Linked DNA regions of Homo sapiens: region 2 is linked to region 1. The links are chromatin contacts, found by Hi-C or POLR2A ChIA-PET in ENCODE. All regions are on one chromosome and are shown on one strand. The core of a region is the stretch at or near the end of the contact, and the rest is flanking DNA. Distances in the headings are between cores, read along the strand shown.

Evidence for each region. Hi-C counts contacts between places; a loop is a spot of excess contacts on that map. ChIA-PET counts read pairs that join two places held with the same protein, here RNA polymerase II (POLR2A).
Region 2: a map of CD8-positive, alpha-beta T cell shows a loop between it and region 1 (2.3-fold over the local background). The contact joins two enhancer-like sites. A Hi-C loop is called at or near these places in 1 of 168 maps with a recorded cell type or tissue (CD8-positive, alpha-beta T cell). POLR2A ChIA-PET finds 5 or more read pairs at or near these places in 1 of 52 experiments (T-cell).

Annotation. Positions count from the first base shown.
Region 1 is chr7:44,183,187-44,186,227 of GRCh38, forward strand. The region is part of intron 1 of GCK (glucokinase); the gene reads right to left. It overlaps LOC105375257 (a long non-coding RNA gene), which reads left to right. Exons shown (of 3, transcript XR_927221.3): 2 at 116-274; 3 at 798-967. Among named protein-coding and RNA genes, the nearest start is that of GCK, 4.7 kb to the right of the region's middle. RefSeq lists enhancers at 778-1,315, 1,316-1,851. Within about 2 kb of position 1,490, at least 3 of the 41 ENCODE cell types and tissues checked have a DNase peak (open chromatin) inside an H3K27ac peak, as active enhancers do.
Region 2 is chr7:44,268,171-44,271,211 of GRCh38, forward strand. The region is part of intron 2 of CAMK2B (calcium/calmodulin dependent protein kinase II beta); the gene reads right to left. Among named protein-coding and RNA genes, the nearest start is that of CAMK2B, 56 kb to the right of the region's middle. RefSeq lists an enhancer at 1-439. Within about 2 kb of position 1,406, at least 2 of the 41 ENCODE cell types and tissues checked have a DNase peak (open chromatin) inside an H3K27ac peak, as active enhancers do.

The DNA.
Region 1 (3,041 bases), core at 240-2,739:
CTGCTGACAGCGCTCCCGCAAACACCATTTTCCAAGAATTCCAATCTCAGGCTCTACTTCTTGGGAACCTGACCTAAAACAGATACAAATCATGTTTTCCCTTCCTACTGTGCAGGCTGGCAGCAGACAAACGATGCAGGCAGGCAGTGAGACTCAGATTGGGTCCTCCTGTCGGAACAGCTGGGATATGATGTCCATGCCCTCTCCCAGGACCCAGGTGGAACTTGAATACTGATTCATCATACTCACTTTTCATTTGGAGAGTGAATTTTGGGTAAATGACTTTGCAATCCATGAAAGTGAATACTCAGAACGTTTTCAGGTAGCAGAGGATCCCTGTACTTCCAAGACAGAGTGTTCATTGAGATCAGCCTCACAGCCGTGCCCTCTGGATCACAGCCCAGGAGCATGGAAAATCCCACTTCTTGGCCTCTCCAGCACTCCCCTTTCCTACTTGTTTATTGGCTGGGCTGATAGTTGCTGGTTGTCTACAACAAAGATCCCACTGGGGGGGCTAATACTCAGGTATTGCCAGGTAAGGAATGCTGTGAATATCACTCCAGGTCACAAGTGCTTGTGTTAGGGGACTCCTGGGACTACGAAGGGTTTGGTAAGAGTAATCTGTGTTGAATCTAGCCTCATTTCCTTTTTCTTTCTTTTATAGTTTTTAATTTTTTGGTAATAGAGAACTTCGAAGTAAGTAAAGGAGATAGTATAATAAACCCTGATGTACTCACTGCCTGATATCAATAATTGCAACCTTAATTCATTCCAGTATATTTTTACATGTGTTTCAGACTGAAATAAAGGGAGATGTTCAGCCTCAGGTGTAGAAGCAGTGAGACAATTTCCCACCACGGAGGAAGATGAAGAGCAGGAGAGGAGAGGCTGGCGGCTCCCAGGAGCAGATCACCTGCCCCCACTGCAAGGCCCCCGTGTGCTCAATAAACTGACCCTTGCGCAGAGACTAAGGCTCACTTATTGGAAACTATTATTGTTACAGTTACTAAGTAATTAACAAGTGATGCATAGGGCTGGTCAGTTATGTGACTATACGTGCGCGTGTGTGCACGCACGAGTGCATGTTTAGTTCATTACAGAAACACCATCATTTCTTTGTAATCAGCTGAAATCACCACTCATTAGTGGGCCTCTCGTGGGCTATAACTGATTTTACAGCCACCTGTCATTTCTTTTTTCTTTACAACTTTGTGCGTTTGTGTTTTTCATGGCATGCTCAGGGTACACTATGTTCTGCACGCAAGCAGGGGGCTGCACGGGCTCCAGCTCCCCTTCTCAGGCACGTCCCTCTCGATGTAATGTGTAGGATGGAACTTCTTCCCATGCGCTCTGTGAAGGGGCCCCGCAGCTCCCCAGCTGGACAGCTGCTCTGGAGACTTTGGCAGGGCTGGGCACCTGTGGAGCCTGAGGCCAGACCCAGGGAGCCACACTGTGGGAACCACAGGGCACCTGGAACATAGGTTTAATCCGGGCCTGTCTGTGAGTAATAGTGTCACAGTGGGAGGGCAGGAGGCAGGGTGAGTCAGTGGCTCCTGGAAAGGGATCTGTCATGACTCACATGGCGTTTCTTCCCTCATCCTTCTATCCTTCTACTTGCAGGACTTTCCTACAATTCTGTCTGTGCTGGTTCACGGTTATGTAGCATCAGGATGGGGCTCCCTCTTTGCTCAGGCCAGCAAAAGAGAGACAGAAAGAGAGAGAGAGATTGAGAGAGTGAGAAAAACAGATATACACACACACACACACAGAAAAAGAAACAAAGCGAAATACAGAAAGATAGACACAGAGAGAGAGTGAGAAAAACAGATACACACACACACACACAGAGAAAAAGAAACAAAGCGAAATACAGAAAGGTAGACACAGAGAGAGAGAGAGACAGAGTGACAGAGACAGAGAGAGAATACTACAGACAGACACACAGAGAGACAATGAGACAGAGAGAGAGGGGGAGAAAGAGACAGAAAGAGAGAGATACAGAGAAGTTCACACAGCTGTGAGGGGGCTAAAGGAGGAAGTGTCCACTCCTGAGAAGGGAAGGGAAGAGAAAGGCAGAAGGAGGGGCTGGGCCAGGTGTCCCAACACAGGGATAGGAGCACACAGGGGACATGCCTGGGCTGCCTCCAAAGGCCTGGCTCAGCTGAGGAATGACAGACTCCACAAGGGGCTTCCCACATCAGATGGGCCAGAATGTTCCCCTGGAGGTCACTAAACAGGGGCTCAAATCTCTCTTGCCTTGGGGTGGCTTCAAGGCAGAGGCCAGGGGCACTTTGTGCCTCTCTCCATCTGTCCCCTCTCCTCCTGGGGGTCTTGCTGTGGGCAGGTGCAGGTGTGGGCCTAGCTGCATCAGTCAGAGGGGCTCACGCTGGGGCTTCTGTGGCCCACTGATCCCCTGGATCTCACTAATGATGTCCCCTTTGGCTTGCTCCTGCCCTGGGGCTTCCTAGACATAGCTACTCCTTCTGAGGGGTCCTCATCCCCAGAGGCCTGGGCACAGGCAGCAGAGTGCTTCTCCTGGGGACAGCCCCCACTCTTGTCACCTCCCAGCCTGGCCCAGCCTCCTGTCCTGGCTACAGCAGGGGCACTGGGGTTGTGACACGGCATATGATGGATGGCCCAGCCCTGGTCCCACAGATGCAGCCCCAGCCCTCACCCCCACACCAGCTGCCTGCCCACAGCGTGCCCATTCCCTGAAGTCAGGGACCTGTCACTGCTCCGCTAGGCCTTGGCGCTGCCTGCTCCTCCCACACGGGCCCCTCCTCCCAGCACACCTGCTTGGGGGCCACCTGGAGCTTTGCACTCTGCACACCTGTCTCAGAGCAGGTGCCATGGCAGTATGGGGGGGCATCTCTCCTGCTGGGGCCCAGGACAATTCCTGCCAGGGATGTGGGTAAGCATGATGGAGTGCACCTTATTCCATCCTCATTCCACTTCTGAGCCTGCTCCTTCAATGGGGCAAAGGTGTCCAGGGCAGCTGGAGGGAGGAAGGTCAGTTCCTCCCGGCATGCCCTCCTGGTGTT
Region 2 (3,041 bases), core at 156-2,655, 85 kb after region 1:
AGACGCCCTGGACTGCGCAGGGCAGGCTGCTGGGCTGGGACCCAAAGCCAAGGCCTCTCGCTGAAGCGCAGGGGCTCTCTGTGATATGCCATTTGGTCTGCCTTCCCTGCTGCTCTCTGAGCTGGTGGGTGGTGCCTGCCTGGTGGCTGCAGCCTCTGCTCAATGCAGAATCTGATATTTACAGCCTGCAGATGCTGGCTGTGGGGGCAGCAAGGCCGACATCACAGAGGAAGGGGAGACAACGCCACGCCAGTACCAGGAGGGGCTCAAGGGCCCAGGTGACAAGGTTCCCCTCCTCCCTCACCCCACAGCCTTCTCCAAAACACTGAGAGCCCAGCTGGTCTGGGTTACCTGCCTGCAGAGGCCCAAACAAAGCAAACCACTCATGCTCATGGGGAAAGACAAGGTCGGGTTATGCTTGCCTAGATGTCCAGCCTCTCAGGAGCAGGGACCACAGGTCCTCCACCAGCAGCCATTCCCAGATCCACAGGACCCCCGAAGCCTTGGCATGGAGCTCTGAGGGATGGGGTAGGGGAGTGGGGGCTCCTCCAAGCTGTTACTGTGCTGGTGGGTTGGCAGCTGGCACCCACCACCATGAAGGTGACAGGGCAGGGGCCACCTCAAGGTGCCCACAGCCAAGTGCAGGAAGAGACAGGACCGGGACATGGGCACAGCCACGTGACCCATCCTGGAGCACCTGCCACATGCCAGGCACCGTCTGTTCTGGGCACATTACAGGCATTAACCTATTTCATTCCAAAAATGCCCGGAAAGACCAGGAGTGGTGGGGGAGAGACTGCAAACCTCTCCTGGTGTGGAGGGAGCTCCTCCCCTCCTGCCACGCCACCCTCATCAGCATGGGAGCTGTAGGGTCCCCTGAGCTAAGAACAAAGAGAAGCCAGCTGAGGGCGATGGAAGAGATGGAGCTGACGGGAAGGACATTCACACCAACCCTGCTGCATCTGCAGGGTGAGGCACAGGGCAAAGATGAGGAAACTGAGGCACAGAGAGGAGCTCAAAGCTGCCAGGGCTGAAAGGGCAAGGCTGGGGGCCTGGTGGGGGCAGGGTAGCCTTCAACATCCCAAAGGCGCACTTGTGCATGGCTCCGGGGACCCCTCGTGTCCCAAGTGGACAGCACCCAGAGGCCATGGTGCGACCAGTGCCCCCCGCGGGGGAAGGAGGGTCTTACAGGACAAGTTAAGGTTACATGGTTTGGTAAATCGTTGATGTTCGCTCCCATAATTTCCTCTTTCTTTCTCCAGAGCCAAGAAGGGGTCCGGGATGGAGCTGGCAGAGGCTTCTCTGCCCACCCAGGCCCCCTATGCCATCCTCCACCCTCCCAGCCCCTCCTCCTCCCTGGCAGTGGGTGACTCACAGCAGGGGGTGGGGGGTGGTGAGTGAGAGGAACCAGGGATAAGGGGAACAGGAGGGCGTGGGTGGGCACCGGGCCCCCCGCCAGCCACCAGGAGAAACAGCAGAGCTGGCACCTCCAGGAGGACACTGCAGGGCACTGGGCGGGGGCGGCGGAGGGGCAGGAGGGGGAGGCACAAGGCCCACCTGTGTCAGGAGGGGCTGCCTCCCCCTCTCGCCCAAGGGCCTCTGGAGTTGTCAGACCCAGAGACCGAGAGGAGGCCCAACGGGTAAGCTCTGTGCTGGCTGGGGGATGCAGCTGGGGCCACCTGGGACCACTGCCACCAGGGTCTGAGGGCTGAGGGGTGGGGCTCCCTAGGTGCCATGAGTCCTGCCCACCACGTGGCCTGGGACAAGGGATGGCACTTCCCTGGGCCTCATCTGGAAGATGGCTGTAATAATGGTATCTGGCCCCAGGACTGTGCTGGACTGAAAATGGAATCGTGTGTGGAAATCCACACGGGCCTGACACAGGGTGGGTGCTCAAGAACGTACCCCCCCCCCATTCCAGGCAGCTCTGCCTCACCCCGAGGGAGGTTGCCAGACCCCCCATGGGCCCATCACTGGGGGCCCCCCACTAGCACCAGCGCTCTCCACCCATTTCCTCATGCCTGGGAGGAGATCCTCAAGGACAATCCCTTCTGCTTGTCCACCACACAGCCCAGCTGGGGAGGGCACTGGGATGGTGCACATGGCAGAAGGGCTCTGCTCCAGCTGCCCTGGCCTGGAAGCAGTGGCTGGGGAGGGATGGGCCAGAAGCTGTGTACTGTGCCAGCGTCTGGTTCCTCAGGGCTGGGGCTACCTGGGGCTCTGCTCCTCCAGGCTAATCCACAGACCAACATCAAGACAGGTGGTCCACCTGTGCGCTGGACTAGGGTGGCAAGGACACCAGACTCAGGGCTCTGACCCAAGCCTGAGGCTGTCTGGCTGAAGGTGCTGTGATGTCAGCGCCATGCTCCAGAACTCAGGCCCTACGCAGGGGCCTGCTATGGGATGTGGCACGCCACCAAGGCCTGGGCCAGGAAACTGGCTGCATCCAAATCCCACTCGGGGGCCTCAGTTTCCTCCCATGAAATGGATTCAGGAGATGCCCTGTCAAGTAGCGCTGTTCCTGTCCAGAGGACACTTTGAGGGCCACAGCACAGAGGGGCCCCCAAAGCCACCCCCCATCCCCACAGAGCTGGGCACACATCTGTCCAATACTCTGGACCTTGGTGGGGTCAGCAGCCCCTCCCTGCACTGTCAGTACATTGGCAAGACCCATCAGCCCCAGGTGACCTGCACACCTGTCTCAGCGACCTGCACCATCACAGGCATGAGAGAACTTTCTAGACTTTTTCTTTTCTTTTCTTTTTTTTGATGGAGTCTCTCTCTGTCACCCAGGCTAGAGTACAGGGGCATGATCTTGGTTCACTGCAAACTCCACCTCCCGGGTTCAAGTGATTCTCCCATGTCAGCCTCTCCAGTAGCTGGGATTACAGGTATGCGCCATCACACCTGGCTAATTTTTGTATTTTTAGTAGAGACAGGGTTTCACCATGTCGGCCAGGCTGGTCTTGAACTCCTGACCTCAGTTGATCCGCCCACCTCAGCCTCCCAAAGTGCTGGGATTACAGGCATGAGCCACCATC